2 separate regions of the Mus musculus genome follow, and region 1 is linked to region 2. Evidence: chromatin loops called from intact Hi-C (ENCODE). Cell type or tissue: gastrocnemius. All regions are shown on one strand. Each heading gives the region's core, and the rest is flanking DNA. Links, peaks and the distances in the headings are about the cores only.

Region 1 (15,860 bases), core at 4,497-12,496, 340 kb after region 2:
ATCACAGAATCCTAGGTTTTGAGTCAGGCACAGTGTTGGGGGGGAAAGGAGGTCCCAGTGAGGACCAACACATGCTTGGGGAATGGAAGCTGCTGTGACTGGCATATAATTTCACATTTGGAAATGCATTTGCTTCCTAGTTTATAGGGTGAACAGGGGCTAGTCGGTGTCAATGGTGGGGAGATGCAGTCTCCAGCCAGCACATCCATACACTAGTGACTCTGGTTAAGCGGCTGGTTCTTGGTGAAGCAGAGAAGGCCTACTCTACTCTTTCTCTTCCCAAGATTATGCCTGCTGTCCTCCACATGCAGCAGAACAGGTCACCAAAGGAATCCAGGAGTGAGGTAGGGATGTAGCTTAGTTGATAGAATGCTCACCCAACATGCACAAGGCCTTGCTTCCATTCCTCTAATACAGTGAAGTGGGTATGGTGGCATGTGCTTGCAGAGAGCACTTATGCAAACAGGAGGATCAGGATGTCAGGGTTGTCTTTATCCACATAGCAAGTGTAAGCTAATCTAAGACACATGAAACCTGTCTGGAAAAAAACCAAAAAAACCCAAAAATCCTACCCAAGATATCTCAGGAGTTTAGGAAAGACAAGTACTGGTTATTGGTAGAAATGCAGTTACCAACCGGTCTAGAATCACAAGTTCAGTTTTCTGTCTAGAAGATCTGTCAGTACTGGATCAGCCCTCCTGTTGCACAGAGCTGAGGAAGTATTTTGACAGCTGTGGTTTAGTTAGGACTCATCACCAGTGTGTCCACAGGGACAGACGAATCCTCTGAGTCATTAGTGGAGTGATGGTAGAGCCCTACCCTCAGAGCTGGTGGTGGCTGCTCAGTGCTGCATGACAACAGCACGACAACAGCAACTCCCCTGGTGCAGTTCAGGGCCAGGCTGTCCTCTCCTTAGGCTGCCCTTCCTGGTCCCACATAAGAGGCTTCTGCTGCAGGGCTAATTCCTTGGGCTGGGGCATATTTTCTAGGGATTTTTTCAAGCTGTGGGGATTTTAGGTTTTGCTTATGGTTTTTAACCCTAAATGAGGGTGTTTGCTGAGTCTCATTAAGAAAAGGTCGAGGGAATCCCCAGACTTGGGCCTGAGCCTCTTTAACTGAGCTCTGAGTGTCTGCTTGTCCTAAGGAGGTGCTGACTCAGTGGTTCAATGAGTAAAACCTCAGTGGGCGTAGTAGCGCACAGCCAGAGGCAGGCGGATTTCTGAGTTCCAGGACAGCCAGAGCTACATAGAAAGACTGTGTCAAAGAGTCAGATGTGGCAATGTGTGCCAGTGGTCCCAGTACTTGAGAGGCTGAGACAGAATAATCGTTGAGGAGGCTACAGGGAACGAACGAATGGATAAACAGAAAAATCATTGAGAAGGATACAGGGAACCAACGAATGGATAGAGGGAGGGAGGAAAGGAGAAAGGGTGTGTGCATAAATGCTTCAAGGTGCTCTTGGGAGACGCTTGCACAGGCTGCTGTGACCGTGGTCATTGGTCATTACCCAAGGATGGGATTGGTTCAGGAGAGAGGCTGCAACCAGTGTGGATGCTACCCTGTTCTCATTGGTCAATAAATCTTAGTGGCCTCACGAAGGAAGTACACCCTGCACTAGAGTGAAAAACCTGTCACCACTAGTCTAATTTTTAATTTCTGTCCTTCATCACATGATTCCGCAAGCTCCACACGATGGGCTGATTACAGATTTTTCTACAGTGCTGACTTTATACTCATGCCAAGTTTAAATGTCTGCCTTGGGGCTCCATGAGGATTTCTCTGTTTCTCTTAGCAGGATCTGGGGCCAGCTCACCTCTCACATCCCCATCATCTCCAACTCCACCCTCCACAGCAGGTTAGTAATTTGTAACCTCTCTCTCCATCAACGGGGGAGGTGGACTTGCCTTGGCTCAAGCATTTTAGGGGTTAGACCCCACCTGTCTTCTCCAGAGGGACATCTGCAAATTAAGACGTGTCATCTAGAGGCTTGATTCCCAAGCTCAGCACTTGGGGGAAGGCTGCTTTGAGGACCACTGGTCCTCTCTAGCATAAGCTTTCTGTTTGCTGAAAAGCCTCTTGCAAGGCTCATTGGGTCAGAGCTTGTCTTAGGGCAGAAAAATAAAATGTTTGTCCTGGCCTTTGTCCTACCACAGTTTAGTCTTCCAGTCTTCCTGCTGTAGGTTTGTCATGTTAGAGCTGATGAGATATCTAGCTCAGAGTAAAATATCCCTACCAATAAATGTCCTGATAGCCATTTGTTCTCTGTCCCATCCTCTAAAGCACATAATTATCTGGATAGGCATTAACTTTTGTTCCACCTTGTGAACTGAATCAGATACTGTGAGGATTTTTTGGGGGAAGAAAAAAAAAAGCTGACAAAGAGTTGTCTTTGCAGCTGGGCGTGGTGGCGCATGCCTTTAATCCCAGCACTTGGGAGGCAGAGACAGGCGGATTTCTGAGTTCGAGGCCAGCCTGGTCTACAAAGTGAGTTCCAGGACAGCCAAGACTATACAGAGAAACCCTGTCTCGAAAAACCAAAAAAAAAAAAAAAAAAGAGTTGTCTTTGGGAGTACCTACAAAAACACCAGTTCTGGAATACTGTCTCATGTCTCTCCTTTTTGAACTAAGATCCTTTTTCGACCATTTGCAAACTAATAAAAACGAGGGGGCAGCGTTTCTGCTCCTCCTCCTCGGTGTCTAAGATGCTGATTCTCCCATTCAGTTTGTTGCTGTCCTCGGAAGAGTTCTTCCAGCTGTATGAAAGGGAGATCTTTGGCAGGGCTGCGCTGAGCTGACAGTACCATACACTTTAATGCTTATGGTATTACCCAAGAACCTCTGAGAATTTTAAAGTGGCTGCCTTTAAATGACTCTAACTAAGCTTCCTGGGGGAAGGGGTGAATTCAAGAGGGCTAGCTCTGATTGACTCTGTCCTTGCTTGCTAAGAAGACTTACTGTACAATGTTCTAGGGAAGGGGCCAGTTTTATGTCGCAAAATGCCAGGTCATGGGGATGATTCTCTTGTTCTGACTTTCTCACCAGATTTTACAAGGAGCTTCCAAATAGACAGAACTCTCATCTGGAGATAACTGTCTGAGCTAACTAGACATTTCTGGAAATCTACTGTTTTCCAATTTTGAGCCATTTTCCATATAACATGGTGTAATTCCCTATCATTTGTATGTGCTGAGGAAGTGGAGAAGATTCTGAGACGTATATCCTTGGTTACCAGGGAGATGCCTGCTTAGCGTTCAAAGCACCTCACTGTATGAGTGGTAGTTCTCTCCCATTCTCACCTTTAGATGCCTTGCTTCATTCATAGTCTAGGGACCCTTGTAGGGGAACTTCCAGGTTGCTTTCTCTGAATGGGAGTGATAGCAGATAATAGCAACGTTACAGAGACTGAGGTAACTCTGAGAATGTGAGAAGAAACTGCAAGTTTTTGTAGCACCCAGTCAGTATGGGAAAGGTTCCATCTGAGGACAGTGGGGTGGCAGGGAGCAGTACTGTGAACTGAGGGGAACACATTTTGAAGCTCAGGCGCAGTGGCTGTCAGGAGAGGCTTCTGAGCCAAAGTAGCAACTCCTTTGTTCCTTTAATGACTTTGCTGACAAAATTACAGAATTATTCACCCCAAAGACCACACTCTGACCTCTACTGGCTGTTACTTGTAATGAATCTCAGAGCATTCGCCTGGTGACTTAGCGTTGTGGGTGCTAAGCCAGGTAAACACAGGAGGTCTGCTGACCTAACATGGATTCAAGGTATGCTTACAGGTGGTCTGGAGTTTACCAGTAACTCTGTAGCCTGGGTTACAGACAGAGGCAGACAGGCTCCAACTGATGTCCCATGCCTCAGAAGTTCTAAATTGTCAGGCACAGTTCAAGCAGACAAAATTTCTCTAAGGCCTGCTAATATTTTCTTCTTTAATCCCATCACTCAGGTAGCAGAGTCACTAGCAGACCTAACTGTGGGAGGAAGAAGCACGCTCCTTGTTCAGGGCTTCTCCTGGGAGAGGTGAGGGGCATGATTTTCAAGCCTTGTAAGGCAGCTAGGTCAGGCCCTGTAGGAGGGACAGCAGCAGCCCGGTGTTGGCCAGTTGAGTTGAGCCATGGGGCTTCTGATGGCTTCAGTTTTAGGTGACCATGGTAACCAGATCGGGTCTTGTTTAGCTGCATTTAGGATTTGGCAGAGGTGGCAGACATATCTAACTGAAGAGATCTTACTAGTGTGAGCCTGGTCTAGCAGCTGAGACCCTCTCTGCGACTGCCTCCTTTGGGACGGTTTGAGATCAATGCTGAATTGTTGGGGCTAACGCTGGTTCCCCGAGTCTGGTGGCAAATGCATTGGTAGAGTGGCATTCTCTCATACTCTGCAGTAAGGCCCTGTTTTTTTGTTCTTTTCATTTTTTTGATGCTTCTTTAGTTTTTAGTGAGAAAATTTCCAATACTTTTCTATTGTTCCATGACTTATAAAGTCAGCCAGCTTTAAAATTCCTTTATCTCAGTACACCTTATGCCATGTGTTACAAGGAACATTCATTCTCTATATTCATAGAGCTGAGTGTTTTCAAATGTCCCAGTTTGCACACATATAAATATTCACTGTCTCGGAATTTGGAGGAGCAGGCAACAGGGCTACTCTGCCTTTATTCCCTTTTGTGTGTGTGTGCATTTGTGTCTTGTGAGAATTCTGGGGAGGTCAGTAGAAGTTGTTGAACCCATGGAGTTACAGGCAGGTAGTAGCCTCCTCATTAAAGTGCCAGAGGTGGAACTCAGATACTCTGGAAGAGTAGTAAGCATTCATAACCTCTGAACCAGCTCGACAAGACTTGTGGGGATTAAGATGGAATCTCATGTAGCCTAGGTTGGCCTCAAACTCTATTGCATTGGCTCTTTTTAGAAAAAGTAGATTTGCAAAAGAGAGTTAAAGCTGCTAAATAAACCTGAAACTTGATTTTGATAATCACATCTAAGTGATATGTATTCTCATTTTTTAAAAGAAATAGCCATCTACTTTTTAAAAGATTTATTTTATGTATATGAGTACACAGTAGCTGTCTTTAGACACACCGAAAGAGGGCATTGGATGATTGGGAGCCACCATGTAGTTGCTGGGAATTGAACTCAGGACCTCTTAACCACTGAGCCATCTCTTCAGCTCCTCCTGTCTCATTTAATCCTCAACTTTCTTCCTGTCCAACGAGAGTGGATTCCATTTTAGAGAAAAACTGAGCCTCTAGTAGATTGAGAACTTGGCCAAAGTCACAGGTGATGCAGCTGCAACAGCCAGGGTTTGAACTTGCTTCTGCCTCTGTTCGTTTTCCCCACTCATTGAGTGCTTGCTTTCTGGGGAATCTCTGTGGCCTGTTTCAGTTAAATGCTGCTCTGCTGAAGCTGACTCTTCAGGCAGGGCAGGACACTCAGGTCCATTCTCAGCTCTGCCAGCTGCCAACTGTGACCTTGAACAAGTCAGCTCTGGTCTCGGAAGCTGGCTTTTATTTTATTTTTTACTTTAATTAATGTTTTCTGATAAAATTCTAATTAACAGAGGAAATAAGTTCAAAATGGTGAAGGCATGATAAAGGGATGAAGCTTGTTGAATGGCAGTCAGCATGTGTAACGAGTACTTCTCAGAGAGAAACGTTCCAGACAAATGAAAAGCATGAGAGCCAGGAGTCAAAGCACAGCTCAGACCCTCTGCAGGTTTCCCTTTTCTCTTCCAAGAAAAATCTCTTCAAACCATCGTTATTTGTCATCTTCTCTAGACTCTCACACCTAGGTGTATGGAGTGAAAGGCTTGCAGATGTTGTCTTCTCTAGAGAGCTTTCTAAGCAGCTGGCCTTCGAAAGGATCCTTGGGCCACTGGGGTTGCTCAGTGTCGGTAAAAGTGCTTGCTGCCAAGCCTGACACCAGACAACCAGAGTTGTATCCCTGGAACCCACATGGTAGGAGAGAACAACTGTCTTCTGCAAGTTGTTCACTGACCTCTACAGTGTGCTCTGGCACTTGTACCACCCCCCCCAACACACACACACACACACACACACACACAAAACCCTTTGCCCTTTTCGTTCTTATTCATGGCAAGGCTTTTTGGTAAAGTAGTGAGCTCCTTTTCTTAGCCTCTTGATAAACCATCCTTGGTGACAAGATACAGAACAGGTCACTGGCTTCTGTTCTGCTGCACTCAGAGAAAACCTCTTTGCTCTTCAGAAGTGCATGTCATGCTTGTAAGTTAAAAAAAAAAAAAAGCATTTAACTGGCCTAGAAAGGCGTGAAGAAAGTGACTTGTTCATTCGCTGTTCGTGCTTGTAAGCCAAGGTATTTTGTGGTCAAATGTACCCCAGTTTTGAAGTGAAAATATTTAACAAGCATTTCAGACTAACATTTTACTGTTACTATTTGGTTAAATGACATTAAACTGTAAATAATAATAGTAATAATAGTAATGATAATCTCTCTGTCTCTCTCTGTCTTTCTCTCCTTTTACTCTCTGCTGTCTACAGTAGAGCATGCACCACTTTGAACGTGAATTTTCGGTAAAGTAAACTATGCTGCCGTATCCAGCTTTAAAGATACTGTGTTTGTGTGTGTGAGATTGGACAATGCATTTGTGTCCCTGGTGAACAGAGGCCACACTCCCTCGTTGGGGCATTTCAGTGAAACACAGCATCTTTAAAAGTCCCCCGAGTCACTTCATCTGTATTCATTTCATTTCCTTCATGATCTTCTAAAATCTTCATCTTTCACTCCTGTTTTAGTTTGGAAGTATGAGCTCTAATTGCATCAATGGCATCAGAGAGCAATTTTGGAAACTGTTACTCTCAAAGTCACTGGTGAAGAGCATGTGGTATCAGGCAGCTGAGTGTTGGCATAACTTCCAAGCTTCTGTAAATGATGGTAAAAAATAATTCTGACTCATGCTTGGGAATTATTGAGTAAGATGTAGGTCTTCTGTCTCATCTGCTAAGGTCGAGGCAAAGGTGGCCCAAAAACTGAAGACTTGCTGTGTTCTTATGTGACTGCTGTTTCTTCTGGGTCTGGTATGGTCTACTAGTCAGCTGACCTACTAGGTCTAGCTGCGTAGTTTCTGGAGAAACTACTAGACTTGGATTAGGACTAGGTAACTCAATGTCCTTTGCACAAACGTGTTACAAATGTGTCGGGCACAGCAACCCTTCAAAGATCTAAACTGCATAATTTCTCTTTGTGTACTAGAGTGCATCCTCTTTCTGGCCCTTGGCTGATTGTCACATTCTTAATGTTTCTGGTGGAGGGGCTTCTGGGAAAATCAGATCAGCTAGTTTGGGATTTTTGTCTAAGAGAACATGAACTAGGGACCTCAGGACCAACCTGGTTGTCATTGTAGGTGTATTTCTAGGAACGTGCCTCATCCTAGTTGTGATGTCATATACCAGTAATCCAGCACGGAGTTGGTTTGCTCTTCTCTCTTGTCTGTGCCCTGGGATGAGTAGAGTGTAGGTACAGAGAGTACATGCATCAGGCACTTGTTTCAGGTCTTTCACAGGGCATATTGTCAGCTTGTTCTGTCCCTTCCCCTTTTCTTTTCCTGACATTGCTGCTAATGGCTCTACCCTATACTCACTAACCTTTAAAAGAAGCTAACAGACTTAAAATGGCCAAAGACAATGACTAGATGGGGCTTATGCTCAGAGATGGGTGGGTTCCCATCTCTTCCAATTCTGCCCTTCTATTTCTTAGGGCCTCCCCTCAGCTTCCAGTATCTGGTTCTACCCTTGTCTTAGTGTATGCACCAAGGCCTGCTGTAATTCTGACAGGTCTAACAAGGAAAAATGGGCTTCATGGGATATCAGGCCCTTTGGGTTGGTCCAGCTTCCTATGAGCAGGAATCAGGGTATTTACTCTCCTCCCACTGGATTAAACAGCTCCACTTCTCACACAGTCCCCTCTTCAGTTTGTTATTCAGGCACAGGCTAGCCCAGCTCTTTGTGAGCAAATATCAGGATGTTCATTCTTTCATTCATTATACAGGCATAGTACTTCAGATGGTATATTGATATCAATATCGATATTAATACACGAGGGGTTTGTTAAGTGACAGTTTCAGCCTTCACCTAGAACAAATGAAGATCCATTTACTGAAGGCACCCCTAACTCCCAAACTCTTGTAGTGCCTGTAAGGTTGTGAGGCCAGAGTCCAGCTGTGGTATGCTGAGACTACCACTCTCACCCATGAATTCAAGACCCTGAGCCTGTCTCTAGCCTTCCGGAAACCTGGACTGGAGAGTAACCAGTCTCAGGATGGTCAGTTTCAGGCATGCAATAGGCCCCAGTACCGCTGCAGTCCACTCCTGTCTTCTTGAGCCTTAAGCCTGCAGTGGTTCTTCAGCCAGGGGTCTGACCCCAAAGCTAGGAGGGGAAGCCTATAGCTCCTGGTCTGCACTGACCCTGGACATTCTGCTACCCCTTTTCTGGCCACTAGGATAGTGCCTGGTGTGTTAGCCACCCATCTCCACATGGGTAAGAGTGCCCTCCTCTGGCAGGGGTGTCTGTCAGTCAAGAAACTCAGTTCCAAGAGCTTCAAGAGAAACCTGCTCCACCCCAGCATTGTACTGGCTTTACCCAAATGCCTTAAGTAGAATGTCTCTGCCCTCGTTCTACCTGGGTTTCTTAGGTTAACTTCCTCCATAACTCTGAGCTAGGAATGTCTTCCACTAAAAGCTGAGCATCATTCACTGTTGAGTAAATTACATTTTGTTCATTTGTCTGTACTTAATCTTTATTTGTGTTGCTTTATTATCATTATTTGAGAATTCCATGACTACAGAGCATGAGACTGTGTATTTGTAATTCTTTAATTTCAGCTGCCTTAGGTAAAGGAAGGTAAGTGGTTTTTGTGAATCAAAAGATTTTAGCCATTGCTTGTCACACTTACTGAAAAGGAGGCACTTACTTGAGTGGCCTTGAACCATTCATTCTTCATCCACATTTAGTGGACAGAGTGTCTTGCCTGTTATTCCTGCAGCTCATAGCAGTGTGGGAACCACCCAGCAGACTATCTCCTGGGATGGCCAGGGAGGGAGAGAGGAGAGAACAATAGTGTTCATAACTGCCGTACATTAGACTCAGTACAGCAGTGATGGTGGTTCTGGACACTACTTTGGAGTGGACCGTTTACTAAGTTTAAAACAAAAACAACAAAGAAAGGCAAATTGCTAAATAAAGGGGATTGCTAGAGGTCTCAGCAAATAAAGGTGCAGGCTCCTAACCCTTGACAACATTTAAAATTTTACTATGTTGCAAGGAGACATGTTCCTGGAAGCTGAGGATGTCTGAGATACCCAGTTTCCCTTTGTCCAGGATCCCTGATGTTCCACAAGATGGGCACACACTTGATGTGACTCATTCTGTTAAGTTAGGCTATGGTAAAAAGGAATAGTGCCTGAAAGACTACTTCCCCCCGAAAATGGGATTGCCAGGAAGAGCCCTTTTCTCTACATTCTTCCTGGTGGGTATTAGCACTTTATATTTTTTAATGCAGCCCCACAGGGAATTATTCACAACAGACTCTGAGGGAATTGAGTTAACACTCTGGCTCCCTGTTAAGAATGCTGAGTGGCGCCGGGTGGTGGTGGCGTACGCTTTTAATCCCAGCATTTGGAAGGCAGAGGCAGGTGGATTTCTGAGTTCGAGGCCAGCCTGGTCTACAGAGTGAGTTCCAGGACAGCCAGGGCTACACAGAGAAACCCTGTCTTGTTGGCGGTGGGGGAGGATTCTGAGTGGCTTACTATTCTGTGACAGGTCAACAGATGCTACTCAGTCTCTGCTACTTCCCATATCATGGCTTACCTCCTTATAGTCAACCTCAAATCTCTTTCTCACTTATGCAAGTACCTGCTTTTCAAGTGAAGATGCAGTTGTGTGGCGCTGAGAAACTGCTTCTCTATGAAATGCTCGCCGTGCGAGCGTGAGGACCTGAGCAGTAGCACGTGCCTGTAAGACCAAAGCTGGGTAGGCAGGGTATGAGGATGCCTGGGGCTTTGAGCCCATCACTTCCTTCAAATAGTATGTGAGGAAACAGGGATTGTTTGTCCCCTTGGCCTAATTCTGCATGCATATGTTCCACCTGTGAGCTCAGTAGGCAGAGCCAACCGCAACCTAAGCCATACAGCTGGAAATGGAGTCAGAGCTACTCTAGGGAGAGATGTCCCTGTGTGGTTTCACATACTTGATTCAATTCTCACATGACTCATTTAAAGGAAATAACCATTAAATCCCCCACCCTTTGCCACCACCTTTGTTGCTTCCAGTTATTATTTTTATTTATGTATTTATTTTTTAATCAGTGTTTGAAGAACCCTGAGAACATTTCGTCCCCAGAGAATTCATTCTGCCCTGGCCTGAGTAGCAGCACCCAGGCAGCTGGGACGCTGTAACCCTGACTCCTCTTTCCTCTACAGGACTGTCTTCAGCATTACCTCCACCTCCTCCGCCACCTCCTCCTCCACCTCCACCAGCAGGTCCCTCGCCAACCTCAGCCACGGAGATGCCTGCTCCGTTCCTGCCCCAGCCTGTGAATGGTGTGAACCGTGGGGCCTTGCTCAGTTCCATCCAGAATTTCCAAAAGGGAACTTTGCGGAAAGCCCAAACCTGTGATCACAGCGCTCCCAAGATCGGCTGATGCTTCTTGGTAACGCTGAGCAGGCTCAGCCCTCTGCCCCGTCCCACCCCTCTTCCTAGGTGAGCTCTTCCACAGCTTCCCTCAAGGCCTTCCCCGGGTGACTCCCTGCAGAGCCAGCCACACTCCAGTTAGGAGGCTTGAAGAGGGAAGTGCGCTCCAAATAGAATACAGTGGGGCCAGCACTGCTGCCTTAATATTTTGCTCCTTGTGATGCTATTGGGCTTCCTTTAGGGGCAGCACTGTTTGGGTATTATTTTCACCAGCGAAAGAAAAATGTCAGAAAATCAAAAGCAATGGCAGTATTCTGTCACAGCAGCAATTGGCCTTTGTCACTCCGTCCTTCCCACTCTATTATAGAAGTGTTCTCATAGCTCATTCCTCTGCAGCATCTTTTGGTTAGTTCTTAGGCAGCTCACCTCAGATGCTAACGTTGTAACCTGTCAGTTACACTGCTGAGGGAGAAACAGCGGCTCATCACTCTCCCTACACAGAGGATGCGGGGGAGGAGACGGGGGAGCTCCTCAGAGCTCAGTGTGGACTGAACTCTGTTCACTGTGCTCAGAACAGCACCTCGGGATCTGTACAGCCACAATGCGCCAGACAGGACATTAACCACAGATAAAGGGTTGTCTTAGTCCTCAGCCATTAAATCCAGCTTGGAGTAGAGGGAGGGCCAACATTACAAGTGAATCTGGCATCTATAGTAATCACTTCTGATTTGATTTATCCAACTTAAGCATCTTTTGATATTACTGTTATCAGAAATCTTTTATCCTATGATTTGCTTAAACCTTTTAAATAAATTGCACTTTAAAGGATTATAAAAAATCCATTTTAAAATTCAAATACACACATCAGTGTTGGTTACTATGCAGAAAGAATGTTATTGTGTATAGATTCATGTAATCTGTGATATATGTTCAGCTGTATTTTTTATTAAAATAAATCATGTCACGAAAGTATGTTGTAGCTTTGCTAGGTATTTCAGAAGAGAACAAAGTGTAGTGTTAACAAAGTATACTCCTGTAGAGACCCTGACATAAATCTTTAATTTTAAAAGGAACTTCACTAGGTGTGAGGAGCCCATAGACTGAGGTAAAGGTATAACTCAGCTTGCCTAGCACTCAGAAAGCCCTGGACCTGTCACCAGCGCAGTATCAACTCAGCATGGTAGTTTGAGTCTGGAGCACTTAGGAGATGCAGGTAGGAGGGCCATCAGCCTCTACTACATAATTAGTCTGGGGCTAATTTGGGCTACATGAGACCCCTTCCTTAAGGAAAGAAAGGGTGTGAGGCTGTGTGCAGTGTGAACTACTGACCAGTCTCTGATGTGCTTCTGGTTTTAGTTCTGCAGTTTGGGGCAAAGTTTCAGACATAGGAATAAAAGCAATAGAGTTCTGTAGTAGAGCGCTTGGCTATTACGAGCATTGCTCTGGAAATAAAAAGCTTCAATTTGGGCCAGGTGTGGTGTCACACACCTTTAATGCCAGTTCTCTGGAGGCAGAGGCAGGTAGATCTGTGAGATCCTGAGTTCTGGGCCAGCCAAAGACACACTGAAATCCTCTAAAAAACTACTCTAAGAATCTACAGTTTTTATATACAGCATATCAGTTATTTGACACTAATATACGTCTATACGTATGTATGTAGTTTTTCAAGGCAGGATTTCTCTGGGTAGCCCTTGCTATCCTGGAACTCACAATGTACTCCATGCTGGCTTTGAACTCAGAGATCTACCTGCCTCTGCCTCCTGAGGCTCACTCCAGAGTGCTGGCACTAAAGGCATGGGCCTCCACCACCCAGCTTGACACTAATTTCTTAATAGTACTCCAAGACTTCATTGGTGGGAATCCCCTTTATTCCTTATCAAAACAATTAAACAGCAAATGTAGATAATATACTTCTTAGACATATAAGTTACCTTCTGTGGGGGCATTCTTATCTTGCCCCTTCCAGTGAAAGAGGGCAAATTTAACTTAAACAGTAACAGACAAAGCAGAGTATCTAGGGTAGGGAGTGGACAACATTCCACTCATAAGCACATTGAAACTTCTTACAGTTCAGACACCTGCTGTCACTTCAGCATTAACTTTATGACTAGCAGTCTCGCAGTACACATCAGGTGAAGTCCCAACAAGGATTTTAAATAGATTTCAATGACTTTACATTCAAAGTCCGAATCAGATGTTCAGAGTCTTCTTTACTGCAAATATGATGTCTTTGACCTGAGGTACGGAGTTGTCTTCTAGGACCTTTGCGTAAGGCATAGGGACATCAGCACCAGTGACACGCACGGCAGGGGCATCAAGGAAGTTGAATGCAGGGCCTAAGGAAGAGAGATGGCTCACCTGAGAGGCAGACTCGGGACTCAAGAAGAGAATGAATCGTAGTTACAGGACTCTACTTTTGGCTTGACTTTTAAAAACATTTACCCAAAAGACAAAACCCTAGACTGACAAGTTGAAAATTCACTTGGTCACCCCTAGCTTTTGATCTCTTACAAGTCGGCATTCAAGTACAGCTTGATTGTGTTCTAAAACCAGGTTCTTTGAAATACCTTCCATAATTCTGGCACAAATCTCAGCTCCTACTCCAAATTGTGGCCAGCCTCCTTCCACAGTCACGAGATGATTTGTCTTCATCACACTGGCTTCTATGGCTTCGATGTCCATTGGTCTGATGGTGCGCAGATTTATTACCTAAATGAAGACAAGGCAAGGAAACAGGCTTTGTGGAATCGGAGAAACAGGTACACGACTGTATCGACTAAGGAAAAGCAGTACAGTGCCACACACCTGTAAGCTCACCACTTAGGAGGCTAAGGCAGGATGACACTGTGTTGGCAACACAGTGAGATCTTATCTCAAACAAAAGTAAAGGGGGAATTTACAATTAAAGCCTGTCACCCCATCACAGGAAGCTTTGCTCACCTATAGAATTCATTATCCTCCTTGGTTTCAATATCCCTCTTATCAAAAATATAGTTGAGAGTTTAATATGCACTGGGCCTACAGCATGATCCCCTATGGTTGAGAGGTCCTATTATCCACATTTTATAGCCGACGAAGCACAGCGACACTTCCCAAGAAGCACTACTTGATACACAGGATAGTAAAGTCCAGCTGCCAGTCTGGATCTTCTGACTGGACACACACACACACAGGTGACCTCCAGTTTCTTCCTCAATTGCTCTCTTCCTTGTTTGTTTAGAAATGGTCTCACTGAATCTGGACCTGGCTGGCTAGACTGGCTGGCCAAGCTAGCAAGCCCAAGGGATCCTCCTGGCAGGGTCTCCGCAGTGCTGGGTAGCAAGCCCATGCTGCCACCCACCCCTGCCATTGTTCTTATGTGAGTGCTGGGATCCGGACTCGGCTCCCCATGCTTGAGAGCAACTTCACTAAGCCACTTCCCCAGCCTAACAAGACTGGGTCTTAACTTGAGACCCAGAGTCTGTGTGCGGAACAGCAGCCACTTTTGGCTGTAAGCAGAGACAGACTGATGACAGAACTCAAGGTGGCCTGGAAACCATGATTCTACTTCTCATCTTCTGAGTCTTGGGATTACAGGCATCAATTCATAGCTTCTGGATATAGGGTGTGTTGAGTGTGCACACAATAGCATATAGAAGCATGTGGTGGGGCTGGAGAGATGGCTCAGCGGTTAAGAGCACTGACTGCTCTTCCAGAGGTCCTGAGTTCAATTCCCAGCAACCACATGGTGGCTCACAACCATCTGTAATGGGATCCTTTGCCCTCTTCTGGTGTGTCTGAAGACAGCTACAGTGTAGTCATAGAAATAAATCTTTAAAAAAAAAAAGAAAAGAAAAAGAAAGAAGCATGTGGTGTAGCTGGGTGTGGTGGCACACGCCTTTAATCCCAGCACTTGGGAGGCAGTTTGGACTTCTGAGTTCAAGGCCAGCCCTAGTTCTAAGACAGCCAGGACTATACAGAGAAATCCTATCTTGAAAAAACAAAAACCACCACCAACAACAAAGAATTTAAGGGCTGGAGAGATGGCTCAGAGATCCTGAGTTCAATTCCCAGCAACCACAACCACCTATAATGAGATCTGATGCCTCTTCAGGCCTGCAAACAAACATGCCGGCAGACCACTGTATAGATAATAAATAAATCTTTTGAAAAAGTAGCAGTATGTGGGGCAGTGAACTGTGCACAGAGTGCACAGATAGCCTGGTCTCCAGTCAAGCACAGGCCTAGAACCCCAGACCTGGTGGGTGGTGACTTGGTGGAGAGTTCGGCTATGCCTCCTGGGCCCCTGGCTCCCGTCACAGCTACAGCCACCCCCACAGCCCCTTGCAGAGAGGTGTGTGCCCATCAGTCAAGTAGGCAATGCCTCAAGCTCCTGGTCTGGACTCCACCCCCACAGTTACCTGGCACTAGCACGGTAGCCCATCCCACTAAAAAAGGAGCTGCTTGCGTCCTCCTCGCTCTCTTACTCTCTTACCTCTTACTCTTGCTCCCTTGCCCTTTCCTTCCTCCCTTTCTCTCCACATGGCCATGGCTGGCCTCTGCTTCTCTACTCTCTCCCTCTCTCTGCCTTTTCTATAATAAACACCTTAAAACCATGGACTGCCTCTTTTCATCAGGATCTGTAGTGCTGGAGCAATGGAGCAGGGTTCCCTCCAACAAGCCATATCCGTCTAACCTCCCGCTGGGGCTTCCCTGCACTCCAGCCACGGCCACCACCAACCCACGGTAACTTGCCAGAGCTCTCCTTCCTGCCCTTTTTCCTTCGGCCCCCAGGCCAGAGTAAATTCGAGGGTCCCCATTTGGTTCTCAGCTCTTCTGCGACACACAGGAGAGCGACATATATCCCAGAGTGGGAACCTGTCCTCCCTGGGCTCTGTGTAGGCCAGGGACCCCAGAACAGGCTCTTCTGTGGTACCTGAGAGTCAGAGCAGGATTCTGCGGCTTCCCACAGTCCAACGCCCTGCAGTTCCATGGGGTTGCACTGTAGTCAGACTCACTATGTCCCGCCTCACCCAGTGGCCCTAGCCCCGTCCCAGAGCAGCATGCAGTGGCTGGCATATGTGGAGAAGGCAGAGAACAACTTTCAGGAGCTGTCAGAGCTTGGCAGCAACTTTACCTGCTAAGCCAACTCATCAGTCTTGGATCTTAAAAGGAGCCTTTCTGATTTGTGAGGGATAGGGGGAGTGAAAGTCCACTTACCTCACA
Region 2 (15,860 bases), core at 2,644-10,643:
GCCATCATGTGGTTGCTGGGATTTGAACTCGGGACCTGTGGAAGAGCAGTCAATGCTCTTAACCACTGAGCCATCTCTCCAGCCCCAGCACTCCAATTTTTAACCTTAGTATTCTTGCCACAAGATCGCTCTTGTCGTGAGGGAACTGTTTCATGCTGTGTGTGTTTGGCAGCATTCTGGGCCAGTAATTGGGAGGACTATCTCCTCTCTTCCATGGTTACAATGTCACCAGAGACAAGATTACCCCTGTTTGATGTAGTTCAGGCTGTCCCAGAAACAGATTTCGAGGTGAGGGTTACACAAGACATGAATGGTGGAGAAGAAAGTAAGGCCACCAGTGTTGTTAACTAGCTAGTCAGACATTAGCAGGCTGGAGGTGTGGTTGCTAAGCATAGACGCCCTTCCTCTGTCACCAGCTTTGGACCTCTGTATAACAAATGCCTTTCCTTAAGATTTAAAAGAACGAAGCCAGACTACGGGGGTGCACACATTTGATCCCAGCACTTGGGAGGTGGAGGCAGGCAGAGTTTGAGGCCAGTGTTGTCTATAGAAGGAGTTCCAAGGCAGTCAGGACCACACAGAGAAACCTGTCAAAAATGAAAGCAAACCAAAACAAAAAATTAAAAGATCATATGAGGGGCTGAATCTTATTCTGTAGAGTGATTGTCTGGCATTCATGAAGCCATGGCTTCTATAGCCACCACTATATAGCCTGTACATTTCTATAATCTGCTCAAGGTACAGAGATGGGGGTTGGGAGGTAATCAGAAGTTTGAGGTCATGTTGGGGATGCAACTCTGTAGTCAGAGTGCCAGCCCAGACACCAGAAGACCCAGATTGGGCTCCCCAGCAACTCCTAAACCAGGATGGTGTGACCAAGAAGTTCAATGTCTTCCTGGGGCTTAAACTCTGCTAAGTAGTGGCCTACATCCTCGGGCCTTGCTTTCGAATGTTCCTTAGGAAATAGGCCTTCTCCTACTTTATAGATAGGATAACGGAATGAGATTCACAAACTCTGCACCTGGGCTGCAGCTTGCTCACCAGAAGTAGATGCAGCTCCCAAGCTCTGATTTCAAGACCTACTGACTCTGCCGTCCTTCCCCCTCCCAAAGAAAGGAGCCTGCAGGCATCTTCAGAGAGGGACTCAGAGCACCAGAAAGGTTAGCCTGGGGTCTGATGAGTCAGGGAAGGCTGGGGACATGTCCACAGCAGTTCTGCTGACACAGGTCTGATGTTGGCCTGGCCTTTGTCTGGGTCTGGGTGGGACTGTTTCAATATGAGAAATAAAACAAGTTGGCCCTGCCAGTTTAACAGGAAGCAAGGAGAGAAAACAATATTGGGGGGAGGGTTAGGAAGAGGCAAGAGCTCTGCAGCAAATCTAACAGGCCTCAGTCTAGAAGGATTTAGTCTGAGGCTACAAGAAATCAGGAAGAGCAGACTTTGCTGGTAGCCACATGTGTTGGTAATGAAAGACTCAGAAAGGAGCCCCTCGCTCAGGCCTCAGGACAATAGCGGACACCCAAGAACTCACGATAGACCGAGCTTGTTGCAAACCACATGAGGCTTTATTGGGGAAAGCCAGAGCTCTGGGGACGACTCATATCCCACGCAGGGGTAGAGGAGTCAACCTCGAGGGGAAAGAGGTTCCAGTTTTTATAGGCCCTCAGGGGGGAAAGGAGAAGGGGGAGAGTAGGGGATTTCCAGATCTAAACAATGTCTATTCTCATGAAATGGGTATGGGAGGGGTACAAGGAAAGAGTCTAATGAAGGTGCAGCAATGGGCACACACCTGGTCAGAACATTGGCAGACACACAGGTTCGAGGAGTGGCCAGAGCATTGTGCACCTCTATTTTTCTAAATCAGTGAAGCTAGTTCTGCTAACACTGACATCTATCTTGCCAATTTCAGGGCTTCTGTGTCCTTTTACATTCTGTCAGGATCTTTCAGTAACACCCTCGAAGGGACATGGGAGCAGCTTGCAGGCTTATCAAGGGACTATAAAAAGGAGTCTGCTTAACTCTAACTTCTTGGTTTCCTCTAATGAGGCCACATTGTTATGAAATAAAATATTCATCCACAAGCAAAGCCTGTACCTTAGTAACTGGAATGTTAATAATCGTGCAGTAATAATTGATCAATCCCCATGTACCAGCTATATAGCAGCACAAAGACTGATGTAGAGGCCAAGAGAGATCCCTTGCAAGTGACACCCACTGCCACTACAACCACAGACCAGTGACGAGAAAGGAAGCCAAAAATTCTATTCAAGAGGGCTCATCTGGGTGTGGCATGGTGGCACGCGCCTATAATCCCAGCTCTTGAGAGACAGAGGCAGGAGAACCAGAAGTTTAAGATAATGCCATTGTAGTCTACATAGACTGTTTAAAAAAGCAAACTGAAAGAGAACTGCAGGGGAGGTAGCCCATGTGAAGGGCTAGGTTCAACCCCCAGCACCATATGGTGTATGGTGGTATCTACGACTGCAAGGCTAGCACGTGGGAAGGAGGAGCAGGAGCTCATTTTCATGCTCAGCTATATAGTTAGTTCAGGGTCAGCCTGAAATACCCAAGACCATACCCCATACCGCAAAGCGAAAACAAACAGAGCCTGTGAGTGGTTCAGCAGTTTAAAGCACTTGCCACAAAGCCTGACAATTTGAGTTTGATTCCCCCTGAAATCACATAGTAGAAAGAAAAAGAAAAAAACCAGACTCTCATAAGATGTCCTCTCTCATCTACACACCAACTATGGCACTGCATGCAGACACACACACAGGCACACAAACAAACATCTATAACACTTACCCCAAATCATAGCAAGCTATTTCTTTGATTTACTCCTCACTTAAACATGTGTGTGTGTGTGTGTGTGTGTGTGTGTGTGTCTGTGTGTCTGTCTGTGTCTGTGTTTCTATGTGTGTGTGTCTGTATGTGTTCTCCTTTTCCTAAGCATGGGTACAAGCTTGCATGTTGTACACATAGATCACCAAGAGATCAACTTTGGGTTTTGTTTATAAGAAGCCATCACCTTTTTTGTGTTTTGTTTGTTTGTCTTTGTACTGGCTAGTTTTGTGTCAACTTGACACAGCTGGAGTTATCACAGAGAAAGGAGCTTCAGTTGAGGAAATGCCTTCATGAGATCCAACTGTAAGGCATTTTCTCAATTAGTGATCAAGGGGGAAAGGCCCCTTGTGAGTGAGACCATCTCTGGGCTGGTAGTCTTGGGTTCTATAAGAGAGCAGGCTGAGCAAGTCAGGTGAGGCAAGCCAGTAAAGAACATCCCTCCATGGCCTCTGCATCAGCTCCTGCTTTCTGACCTGCTTGAGTTCCAGTCCTGACTTCCTTTGGTGATGAACAGCAGTATGGAAGTGTAAGCCGAATAAACCCTTTCCTCCCCAACTTGCTTCTTGGTCATGATGTTTGTGCAGGAATAGAAACCCTGACTAAGACAGTCTTGTTTTTGATTAGAGTCTCTCACTGGCTGGAACTCACCAAATAGGTTAGTTAGACTGGCTAGCCAGCAAGCCTCAGGGATCTATCTTCCACTTCCCAAGCCCTGGGGGTACCATACCTTGCCTTTTTCTATGGTTGTAGCAATCTTTATTCTTATGCAGAAAGTACTTTACCAACTTAGCTACCTACCTAGCCCCAGGTGTGAGTGAATGTGTGTGCGTGTGCGTGTTTGTGTGTGTGTGTGTGTGTGTGTGTGTGTGTGTGTGTGTGTGTGTGTAGGATAATATTGTTACTGTTTTAGAGACAGAGTCTTGCTAAGGCTAGCCAATGCTGATCTCAAACTCTCAATCCTCTCCCTCTTTGAAATTCAAGGCAGACAGAGGTCTCTAGTAAGTGTTTTAAAGAACAACCCAAAGATGAAGTGCCCCTGTCACCATATCCTGTGGAGGGGAGGTCTGTGGCATCCCGTTGTTCCCCATTCACAGGTGAGGCTGACTTTGACCACAGAGTAAGGGGGATGCTTGCCAGCTTCTTCCACCAACAAGCAACACTGTGCTTGTTACACAGGACCTCAGTCACTGAGTTCACCTCCAACTTGAAATCTGAATTTTACAAATATTAATTTAATTGACTTTAAAAAATTCTAAGGCCACTGTGATATACATGCTGGCAATCTTAGCACATAGGAGGTGGAAACAGGAGGATCAAAAGTTCAAAGGCCATCTTGGCTACATGAGGAGTTTGAGGCTCACATGAACTATATGAGACCCTGTTTGGGGGAGGGGAGCTGCACACGACTGAGCACACTGCAGAAAAGAAAATACCTCTCCCAGGCTGGCGGGATGGCTCTGCGGGTAAGAGCACTGACTGCTCTTCCAGAGGTCCTGAGTTCAATTCCCAGCAGCCACATGGTGGCTCACAACCATCTCTAATGGGATCTGATGCCCTCTTCTGGTGTGTCTGAAGACAGCTAGTGTACTCATAGACATTAAATAAATAAATATACATACAATAAATAAATCTTGAGAAAAGAAAGAAAATGGGTGTATAAGGACTCTGTCTCGCCAACGTAATGTTGGCTATGAATTTGGTTACTGTTTGCTTATGAATCATCCCAGAGGTATTTTATGCACCGACAGGTAATTATATACACATATACAACCTGTATTTATATAGGACCAGAAGCTTTGCCCTATTGTTCTGTACTCGACTGTACGGTTGCATGGTCTAGTGACACCCTGTAGATAGCTGACGTTTCCCTCCAGGAGGAAGGGGTAAGTGAGCCAAGTTCTGTGTGGCAAAGGTCCCCCCACACCCACTCTCAGGAGTTCAATCTGGAGAGATAATTAGATCTGATGTTATGGACAAGGAAAATGGCAAGCAAACGAAAATGAAGTTAAGGATCCAGGTTCGCTCCCTGGGTGTATAAGGACTCAGAAAGCTAAGTCACTAAGATAAACTGTGAGGTGTTCTCCTAGTATTATTACTGTTTCTTCCATACCAAAGGAAAGTATAAAAGCTGGAATGAGAGCAGACACTGGGAGCCTGAACCAGCAGAGGTCAGTGACAAGAGCTTCCTTATAAGGCAGGAAGGACTGTTGGGCTTTCTAGTATCAATCTCCTTGGATTGATATGTTTGCAGTTAATTGCTTTGTGGAAATGAGTAGAGCAAACACCCCACCCAGGGCAGGGACAGGATGTAGATTCTTCAGGCCTGAAATGTCAGGCTGTAGGTCTCACACGATGGGTGTCCCACACCCCAGTTGATTCTGCATGCAGGATGAAGGCTGCCCCCCTCAGTCTGCAAGCACACATCCATCCATTCACCCACTCACTCATCTGTCGTCTACATCTCATATGGCAATTCTACACCAGGTACTCAGCTGTAGTTGAGATCACTCTAGACCTCTTGCTGGGGTATGCAGACCAGCATGGAACAGATATCATTCATGTCAGACACGTATCTTCAGTTTCTTCGAGACCTTAGATCTCCATCTGCTCCTCGACACTGGGGGGCCAGGGGGGAGACAGCCAAGCTGAGCTGAGGGCTACCAGGCTTGGGATGTGGAGAGAAAGGAACTGAATTCTCAGGCAAAGGGAAGAGAAGAGGGACACCGGTCAGTAGGTGCCATGACCCATTTATCCGGCCCTTTCTTGGCCATCATAGTTAAAAAAAATAAAACATAACAAGATCTTCTGGACTAATCAATTTGCCTAATACAGTCAACAGGGTCTTCAAGAGAGTTCTAGGAAGACCTGACTATGGAGAACTGAGGAGATGACAGGGTGAAAAAGGTATCTGTGCCTTGTTTTACCGGCTTTGAAGACAAGAAAGGCATCGTAAGCCAACACATGCACCTAGCGTCTAGAATCTGGCACGGCAAAGGAGCAGATTATTTCCCAGAAGCTCCAGCAAGAAATGCCTTGGGCCAATGAACCCCAGACGGGACATCTAACTTACTGACATGCAAGACAGGAAATCTGTGTTACACCAGCAAAAAACTTCTAATAGCCATAGAAAACAGTTCGTTTTCACTACTGCTACTCAGATGGACGTGGTATTGGACTTTAAGGCTGAGTTCCTTTTCTTTCTTTCTTTTTTGTTTTGTTTTGTTTTGTTTTTGTTTTTTCGAGACAGGGTTTCTCTGTGTAGCCCTGGCTGTTCTGGAACTCACTCTGGAGACCAGATTGGCCTCGAACTCAGAAATCCGCCTGCCTCGGCCTCCCAAGTGCTGGGATTAAAGGCATGCGCCACCACGCCCAGCTCTGAGTTCCTTTTCATTTAGAAATCAACGTGTCTAATTTACGTGCAGACTCTGAGAAAAACACTTTCCTCTCACTGAACCTATAGATGGGTGGCATATTCCCTCTTGACGCAACCATTCCTTCTAGGCTAGTCCCCCGCCTCCTCGTGTGCCCTTATTCTAGGCCTTTCCCAAGTTACTTTCTCCTTGCTGGGCAGTACATCAGGTTGGGGATACTTAGGAAGCACCACCCCACCCTACCCTCCGGCGTAATGCAGGCTTTGGACCGTAGAGGGCGAGCGCAGCTAAGGAGTTCGCTTCTATAGGGTAGAAACGGGGCGGAGCCTCGGGGGCGGGGCGGCGTAGCGCGCAGGCGCCAGGCCAGGCTACTTCGCGCCCGGGGACGGACGAAGGCAGTCCTGATCCTGTTGCGGCTAGTATAGCAGCGCTTTCTAACCCTCTCCCCACTTGCCTCAGTTCCCCTTCCCCGGGCCCTTGGGGCTTTTCATCTCAGTCCCTGCAGCTCGTTGTTTCCGCGTACTCTCTGCCTCCAGGATGCCGGTGACGGAGAAAGACCTGGCGGAGGACGCGCCGTGGAAGAAGATTCAGCAGAACACGTTCACGCGCTGGTGCAACGAGCACCTCAAGTGTGTGAATAAACGCATCGGGAACCTGCAGACCGACCTGAGCGACGGGCTACGGCTCATCGCGCTGCTCGAGGTGCTCAGCCAGAAGCGCATGCACCACAAGTACCATCAGCGGCCCACCTTCAGACAGATGAAGCTGGAGAATGTGTCTGTGGCTCTGGAGTTCCTAGACCACGAAAGCATTAAGCTCGTGTCCATTGGTGAGTGTTGTGGCCAGGCCCTAAATTTGCAGTAATCGGGGGGTATCCGGCAGCGCGCCCCACTGCGCATCGCTTCCCGGGTGTGAGGGAGGGGGAGATGGTCCTGGGATGAGGACCTAGGAACATAGGCCTTTCCGCGGTGCCATCTGTGGGCTGGGACCTGGCGTGATTGCTCGACACGGTGCTCCTGGCGGTGCCGCTGCAGTGTTGGGGTGGGTTAAGCACTCAGACCTTCCAGTCACACCTGGAATTTAATTTGCGGGAACTCCTGGGATTGCTGGGGAAATCGTCTGCTGACCCTAATGACAACGCCGTGGACTCAAGTACCAAATCCCTACTTTACGCTAGCCAGGTGCGCCTAGAGCTGAGTGACCCGCCCGGCTGAAAGGGCGTTGGCTTCGAGTCTGGGCGTGGAGACCTAGGACGCGACCGCGACCGCTCTCTTGCTTAGGATCTCACCACCTAGGTGGAGACGAGGACCTGAGACCCTCCCCTTCTTAGACCGGAATGGGTGTGGGCTCTGAGGTTGGAAGGGGCGTCACAGGGGAATGTCCTCACTTCCTAGCTCTGGCTCAGCGCTGGCCGGTTCCTTCAGGTTGAGATAATTTAGTGGTTGATAATAATTAATGTGTGTAGAAAAGGGCTTGACTGGCGCTGGCTGTGTGGCTCTCTGAGTTATTGACGTCCGGTGGCCTGAGATGTTCTTAGGCCCATTTTACAGAAGAGGGGACGTTTACCGGGCTAATTGACGTTCCCAGGGCCACCTCCAATGTGGTCCAACTTAGAAGTAAAGCAGTCCCCACCCCCTTTTCCTGGGTCTTCCTGAGAGAGTTTGAGTCCTGCTTTTTTCCTCCCGCCTTGGGTGAGAGAATTAAGACCTCGAGTACTTTAGGCTTCTAAAGAGAAAACAGGGCTCTTGAGAATGTGTTTTGTGATGGACAAGGGAGGTGTGTATTATGCCCGGGCTCACTTGTTTGCCCCCGTAGGCATTCGTGTGTGCACATATAGCATCTATTTATGAAAGTTTTTTTTTTCCGTACACAGTGGGTGTGCAAAGTATTATGTAGAGGATGTGTGCACTTCGTGAAAGGGATTCTTAGGGCTGAGGTTTCTTCCTGAGGAAGCAAGGCCATTCTAGTGACTCCAGTGACAGAAAGGAAGGAAGGTGGGTGTGGCTTCTGGGACTTTCTCTAGTGGAAAGGGGTTCCCTCTGGACTGAGCCTCCTCCTGGCCTCGCCCTGGACTTTCCCCACACCTGTGCTGGCAGGTAGATGCGCTTGCTACTTCCTGGGGCCAGGCCGCTAGCTACCAGCCTGCCTCCCAGCAAGCTCTCCCTCCCAGGGGTGGGTTCTCAGTGGAGGAAGCTGCCAGGGGTGCATCACATGGGGGGTGGGCATCTCTTTTATTGAGGAGGGAGGACCTCAGAATTCTACAGGAACTCTACTTTCCTATGAAGAGTGATTTTCAAAGCCTGCCTGGCTGAGCTGGACTTGCCTTCATCCATTGTTTTAAATGCTATATGTATTTCATTAACTCAACAAAGAAAATTAAATTAAACCAGGAGTTAAACCTGACAGAACTGCTTTTAGAAGAAGAAGAAGGAGAAGGAGGAGGAAGAGGAGGAGGAGGAGGAGGAGGAGGAGGAAGAGGAAGAGGAGGAGGAGAAGGAGAAGGAGAAAAGAAAGAAAAGAAATCACAGCCCCAGAAAATCAAGGACTTCCTAATTGACTAGCTGTTTACTCGTGGGCTGCTGCTCCCAGCCATGCTCCTCCAAGCTTGTGGGTCTCATTCTGGCCTTGCCTGGTGGTCCCTCACAGTTTTCTAATTGGTCCTCATGATTTCCACTCGAACCTGCTGAGGCCTGAGCCCCCCATTGCCTAACATCTCACAGTTATCTTCCATTCATCTGTTACCCATGGCCAGCTGTGTCAGTAGTCCTTCACAAGTTGTACTGTTTGATTTGTCTCTTTAAAATACTTCTTGGATCATATTCCCCAGAGTAGTATTCCTAGGTTAGAGGGTGTGACCACATACAACTCCTCCCTAGCCTCCCTATTGCTTTCCAGAAAGATCTCTCAGCAAACAGGTTTTCCAGCCTCTGGAGACCTATCCATCTTGCCAGGGGCCCAGACTGCTGCAGGAAGAAATGGAGCCTAGGCCTAGGGATAGATGTCATAGGTAATGACCAGCCCAAAAAAAATGTCATCTGGCTTGGACCTTGGTTCGCGTGTGTTGTCTTGTGCTTGCCATGACAGTTTTTACTAGGGCCACCCACTGTATGTTCTGTTGACTGTTCCCATTGAATAGCCAGGATAATCAATCAATTGATATCAATTAATGTCCTTCTGATAATGATCTTCTCTAACAGTCCCCTAGAGGGTCAGGCAGGGGTTGAGTTCTGTCCTAGGCTGCCACATGTTACTTAGAAAGCAGTTGCTGTTGTTAATGATGCTGTTGTTAGTATTAGTGTTTCCTACTTAAAAAGACAGGAAACAGAAATGAACCAAATTCTAGAGGCAACAGGGCTAGGAAGCCCACGGAGCCCAGAATGCATGATTGCCAAGCTATTGAATTTGAACTTCGAGTGGATTTCTTTCTAGTGTCAGAGAGCCAATACAGCCTCCCTTCCTCTTCCCTGCATAGAAGGGTTGGTAGAGCTTACTTACACTTTGCAGTTCCAGGGTGTTGAAGCTGGATATCCACAGTCTGAACCTTAGCCTCAGACGCAGTAGGTAGGGATCATGGGGGTCTTTGATGAGAGAGAGGCAAGATTAATCCTCTGAGCTGTGATGACATCTCCTGGAATTAAATGTTGTAACTGTCAGGAGGTGTTTTGTCTTGCGGTTGGTTGACTGTTGAGGAATAGCTGCTGTCTCCATTGGTGGCGTTTTATTGAGCATTCTTGTTCTCCGGGGGCTCATGTTTACTCCATAACGGGGGATGCTTATTGGATGAATTCAGAGCATCGCTGTACACCGTGGCTAACGCCCAACAGTTTACACTGTGAGAACCTTTAGAATCATGTCCGTAAACCCAGCTGTGAGACATGAGATGGTCAGCAGCTGCCAGAGGCCAGTGACATATCTGCCAATAACTTCTGAAAGACAGCCATGGCTATTTGTTTGCTCACATTTGTGGTTTATCAGAAGTTGGTCCCACCCTAGGCGCTATCCCAACATTGAGAGTTTTGTTTAGTTTCCTATGTCTTGAGCAGTTCGCAGAGAGGCTCAGCCTGCCTGGTTACAGGGTTTTTGTCAGGAGTTGGCAGTATTATTTACTTGTTTTCTCCACAAATCTTTCTGACTTTTGGGCAGCCCAGCTTACTTTGGAAAGAAAAGAAGTCTCCAGGCCCAAGAATGACAATTGAGGCTGCTAGAAATTTGGGTAATCTATTATGGTTTGGTCCTCTGAAAAAGGATTTTCTTCTTCCCCGTTTACAAGATGCAGCTGACGCTGATGCACAGGGTCAACCTAGGCACTGTTAGTGTGAGTTCCTAAGCCTTTGGGTCCCTGGCTGGGTCACCATGCCACTAGCATCTCCTTCTTTTTGTCTCCTCATCACTAATCTGATGCAGTTCCCATTTGTGATTCCTTATGAACGAGCAAGCAAAAGCCACTGTGTTCTTTTGGACCATGAAATCTAAGAGCCACAGAGAGTACTTATGTAGCAAAATCTCAATTTGTTAGAATTGACAAATTCAGGGCCATTTGCAACAAGACAGAAGCACATTACTGTGAGGTATATTAAGGGCAAAGGGGGTCGGTCAATTCTCTCTTGCCACAAAGTAACTATTAAAAATTTTCTACACCTCTATTGTCTAATTGCTGAAAGAGAAATAATAAATAACACCTTAGAAAAGTTGTTGCAAGGATAATTTTACATATCTTTTGCTTGCAATAAAAGTTAATATTCCTAAAAGTGGCTGAAACAGGGACTGGAGAGTTGGCTTAGTAGCTAAGAACTCTTGCTGTTCTTGCAGAGGATCCGAGTTCAATTCTCAGCACACATACGATGTCTCACAACTATCTGTAAATCCAGTCCCAGGGAATAGTGTGCCTCTTTTGAACTCCATAGGCACTAGGCACACACACATGTATGCAAGCAAAGCACTCAAACAATCAACAAACAAAACAAAACTATTGTTTGAAGTGGCTGGAGTAGTGCAGGGTACATAGCGAGTGCTCTGTGAGTGCTTGTTAACTAGACAGGCTACTATGAGATTATCTCGGGTTGGGCTGGAAGGGTGTGCGCATTGGACTGAAGCTGCAAGCCGCGCTCTCGGAGGCCAGTTCAGCTGGCTAATGTTGATCCTACTTGCTAAAATAGAGTGTGGAGCTGCTTAGAGGATGTCTACTCTTGGAAGGGGGTGACCCTGCTGTGCTCTGGCTGCCCCCAGGATCCATTCACACCAGCTTTGTTTCTGAGCTGGACAGGAGCTCCAGGCGCCTGTCATTCCAACCTCCCACCCCGTTCAGGAATCTCTGGGCCAAATCACTTCCAGATGGTGGCTGCTGGGCCTCTGCTAAGCTTTAACAATGGTGGAGCCAGCATGCCAGTGAGTGGCTGCCTTCATTCTTGGAGGGTCTGTGGGAAGAAGGACTTTTATATGGAGCCAAGTATGTCTTTAGGCACTCCCTGACCCACGGGTCCAGGTTCTGCCCTGTGAGCAGGCAACACAAAGTGGGCTGCTGACGGTGTTCAAACCCAAAGCTTTTTGACCATGGCAAGGGATTCTAGACATCTTACTTTTTATATACATAGAATCAGCAGGTTCTAGGCCTGTTGACCAGGCATGGACTCAAGAGCTAGACTGCTTGGATTGTAATGCTCTCACTCTGCTCCATAACAGCTCTAGTGTGTTGCTTTAATTTTTCTAAACCGTGGCTTTTCTATCTGTAAAATGAAGGAAAGTAATAAGTAGTCCCTATAGAGTAGTGGCAGGGAGTGGAAATCCGACCAGCCTGGATCTAGAGCTCAATTGGAAGAATTCTTGCCTAGGATATGCAGAGCCCAGAATTTGAACCCCAGAACTGAGTGAACCTGTCATGGTGGCACTCACCTGTAATTCCAGGACTTGGTAAAGTAGAGGCAAGATGGTCAAAAGTTTGAGATCATCTTCAACTACATGGCAGATCTAAACTTACTCTGGGCTACATGAGACCCTGCCATTCACACACACACACACACACACACAGATGTTAATATGTTCATTGTTAAATTTTTTTGTTTGTTAAGAGTCTCGGGCTGGTGAGATGGCTCAGTGGGTAAGAGCACCTGACTGCTCTTCCGAAGGTCCAGAGTTCAAATCCCAGCAACCACATGGTGGCTCACAACCATCCGTAACAAGATCTGACTCCCTCTTCTGGTGTGTCTGAAGACAGATACAGTGTACTTACATATAATAATAAATAAAAAATCTTTAAAAAAAAAAAAAAGAGTCTCATGTAGCCTAGGCTAGCCTTGGAATTGCAGATAATGTCGCCTCTTCTTTCCAATTTGAAATCTATACAGAGCCTTTTGTATGCCAGACAACCTCTCTACTAACATGTTATACCCTTAGTGTCTTGGCTTTTCTCTCTTACTTCGTCTATTTTATTATCTTATGTTTAACTTTACTCTTTTTTTATTCTAAGAAGCTGGATCTGAATTATAACCCCGCCTTAAGCCTGATGGAATGAGCCATTTCAACCTAAATGGGTACCATTCCTACTTTAATAATGATTACAGTTGCCGTGCATGATATTCTACTAGAAATCAGCTCTTATATCATTCATGTAACTAGTTACTGAGTGTGCCAATGAGCAGAGTAGACTCGGCTTCATCATATAATGAGCAATGGCATTTCTTCAGAGGCCTTGCGGTGGGACTCATGCTTTACACGGGACACTGAGTCCATGACCTAGGGAGAGCATTTCCTGGGAAAGATGATTAACACACCAGGTGGTTCTCTGTAGGCTATGGTGCCGAAATGGCAAGTGAGGGTGGGTATTGGAGGTAAAGACGGGGGTGCTGGTTATTTTAGTTGTGTTGCTTGGCGTGACAATTGGAGCTGGGAAAACCCGAGCTCTATATAAGACTCCACATCTTCAGTATGTTTTGTTAGATTGTTATTGAGACAACAGCTCAGGCTGGCTTTGGCCTTCAAATCACTGAAATTGTAGACACTACCTGCTAGCGTTTGCCTTTAGTGCTTTTCTTTGATAAATGATAATTGTTATATCACTTCTACAGACTGTTATAAAGTAATTGGATAAGACTTTTGCTTTGCCTGTATTCAGTGGCAAAGGTCACCCCAGAACCGCTGCTGCCACTCACCCTCCTCCTGCCGGTCCCCATGCTCTAGAACGTCCTTGGCCAGATTCTTCTGTACCGTAAGCAGGAACATAGTTTGGCCCTTGACCCTGGTGACGAAGCTGCACTGTACTCGCAGTGGCTGACCGATTCTCCTCCCCCACCCCCAGAACCTGATTTTTCTGAGTAGTTCAGGTAGAAACCTTGGCAGGGACAGTGGTGTGGTTCTGTTTATTTTTCTGTTCTTGGAACCAGCTCTGCCTCCTTCCTGCTTCTGCTGTGCTCAATGTTGAGCTGTGCCCCCACGGCCTCTCCTATAACACCAAGTGTTTTCATGCCTTCTGTCTGCTAGGCATTGCTCTGTGCAATTCTTATCTCTTCTGCCTTATTGCAAACCCTCTAATGCTTTATTATTTTTGAGATAGGCTCTCACTTTACAGTGCAGATTGTTCTCAAACTTGTGACCCTCCTGTTTCCACCTTCTGAGTGTTGTATCTTTGCATTTTATGGATGAGAAAGCTCAGGCTGAAACCCACCTCCCTTTATAAGTCAGGTGTGGTGCAGACTGCAATTTATGTCTCACCAGAAGTCACTTGTCCCCCAGGGTGGCTATGAATGTGACCCATGCAAAACTGTAAACTGACTTAAGACATTATGTATGAATTGTGTTCCTTTCTTCTTTTTATTGGGGCGGGGGCCGTAATTCAAGTGTGCGGTCTTGTCCTATGAACTTTGTGGATGACTCCTGTCGCAGGGTCAAGAGCTTACTTAGCCTGATCTGTGAGAGTCAAGTGTTTTCATGTCAGACTGTGCACGGCCAGGTAAATGGGTCTATTGTAGAAAGGGGTTATGGGAGAGACTTTCTCCTTGATTGGTTGGTGGTGGTGTTTGCTTTATTTCTTGTTTTGTTTTGCTTCAGCCTTTACTGGTTTGTGCTTGATTAATGCAACACTAACGTTTTCTGCTACAAGCTGAGCTTCATGACCCCGCTTCAGCTGCTCAGGAGGCTGAGCATCACAGATTCAAGGCCAGCTTGTACAGCTTAGTGGGATCCTGTCTCAGCATGAAGTGGAAAAAGAATAGGTTTGTGGGGTGTGGACGAGGATAGCGATCAGTGCTAGAATACGTGAGACCTAGGTTCAATCCCTAGTTACGGGAGGTAGGGAGAGAATGACATTTCCTGACCCACCTTTGTGCACATTTGCCTTACCGGCCACCACACCAGGGAGCAGTGATTGCGTGTGCAGCGTGCTTTCCACAGTGTCTTTAGATATTTCTGTGAATCCTTTGCCTTTGGTTTGCAGTGGGGAACAGCAAAAACTTGTTTGCTTTGAGGCAGCTGTTTGGGGCTTTGTGTTGTGAGGCCTAGAAGCCAGAGGTGGGGAAGGAGGTTTCCCAGGAATCTCTTATGGCTCCTGTCCTGCCATAAAGCAAGTGTGGACCGAGGTGGGGGATGTGTCGAGCTGGCTGTGTCAGCAGAGCACTGGTGGACATTGGCCCAGCTGTGCTATGTTGGAAATGACCTCGCCTACATCCCTTTTTTTCTGCTACCTTTAAACATTAACCAGGGGAAGGTGTTTTCTGGGGGGTGCAGTGTTCCTCTCCGCACAGGTCTGGCAGTGGTCTTTTCTTTGTGTGGCTCTGGCCTGCCGTTCCACCAAGTGGCTTTCTGTTCATTGTTCAGCTGGCCTCAGGCAGGCCACCAGCAGGAAGGAAGCTGTGTGCTTGAAGCTCAGCTTGTGTTGCCCGTGGCCTTCTCCACCCCCAGAGAAGCTGGTCTGAAGGCCCATTCAGGGCTCAGCCTTCTGAGTAGTTCAGGGCTGGCTTGTTGAAAGGTCTGGGTTTTTACACCGCACTCCTGTTCTCTGTCTCTGAAGGCCCTTTATGCTGGCATGAATTCCCTTTCTCATGGAGATTGGAAGCTCTTTTGACTAAATGGGCCGGTCACCTTACTGGGTATTTTCATAAGGATTTCGCCATGCCAGCCAACTTTTCTGGAATTTCCTCTCTGATAGAAAGGCAACCAATGAGGTTGGAATTATTTGGAACTTTGCTTGGAATGTTGGCACCCTCACTATATAGGGAAACGGGTGGGGATTTGTGGCAAGGAGTATGTAAATTTGCTGTGACACATAAATTGAGATTTTTAAGATGGAAAAAAAAAAAAAAAAACCCTCAAGCAGTTGGCTTTCCTTCCACAAAGAAGAAATGGTGTTTGTTTCCACCTTGTGCTGAGTGTGACTGGGACAGTCAGGCCTCCCTTGCAAGTGGAGGTAGGAAAGGTTCTGAGTGGCTAAAATCATGTTCCTCTCTGCCCGCCCTCTGCAAGCCATCCCCAACAGTTTGGTTTTTGTCATGTTGGTACCACAGTTCTTGTGTGAATCATTCCGAGTTCTTTGCATGTTCCTGGAGGGACTTAACAGGCTCAAAGGAATCAAGAATGATTCGGCATCCCACAGCCTGTCAAGCATTTTTGGAGAATAAATGGAAGAGTTACTATTGGTAATAAGGCAGCAAGAAATGG

Evidence for each region. Hi-C counts contacts between places; a loop is a spot of excess contacts. Peaks named below come from ENCODE experiments on the same cell type or tissue, not always from the same donor. Only the 100,000 strongest peaks of a DNase experiment are listed, where the experiment ranks them.
Region 1: it touches region 2 in a loop (3-fold over the local background); 4 of 42 quality-filtered maps call a loop at or near these places.

Annotation. Positions count from the first base shown.
Region 1 is chr14:8,153,491-8,169,350 of GRCm38, forward strand. It overlaps Pxk (PX domain containing serine/threonine kinase), which reads left to right. Exons shown (of 18, transcript NM_145458.4): 17 at 1,793-1,855; 18 at 10,445-11,627. The coding sequence ends at 10,665. Pdhb (pyruvate dehydrogenase (lipoamide) beta) reads right to left here. Exons shown (of 10, transcript NM_024221.3): 8 at 15,855-15,860; 9 at 13,223-13,364; 10 at 12,501-12,991. The coding sequence ends at 12,846. Among named protein-coding and RNA genes, the nearest start is that of Pdhb, 12 kb to the right of the region's middle. In gastrocnemius, for the core only: a CTCF peak has its summit at 8,502 (motif pointing left); no DNase peak of the experiment used is centred there.
Region 2 is chr14:7,811,400-7,827,259 of GRCm38, forward strand. It overlaps Flnb (filamin, beta), which reads left to right and starts at 6,558. Exons shown (of 46, transcript NM_134080.1): 1 at 6,558-7,044. The coding sequence starts at 6,753. In gastrocnemius, for the core only: a CTCF peak has its summit at 6,486; DNase peaks (open chromatin) are centred at 6,537, 7,148, 7,488 and 8,335; H3K4me3 peaks cover 3,832 bases; H3K27ac peaks cover 3,967 bases.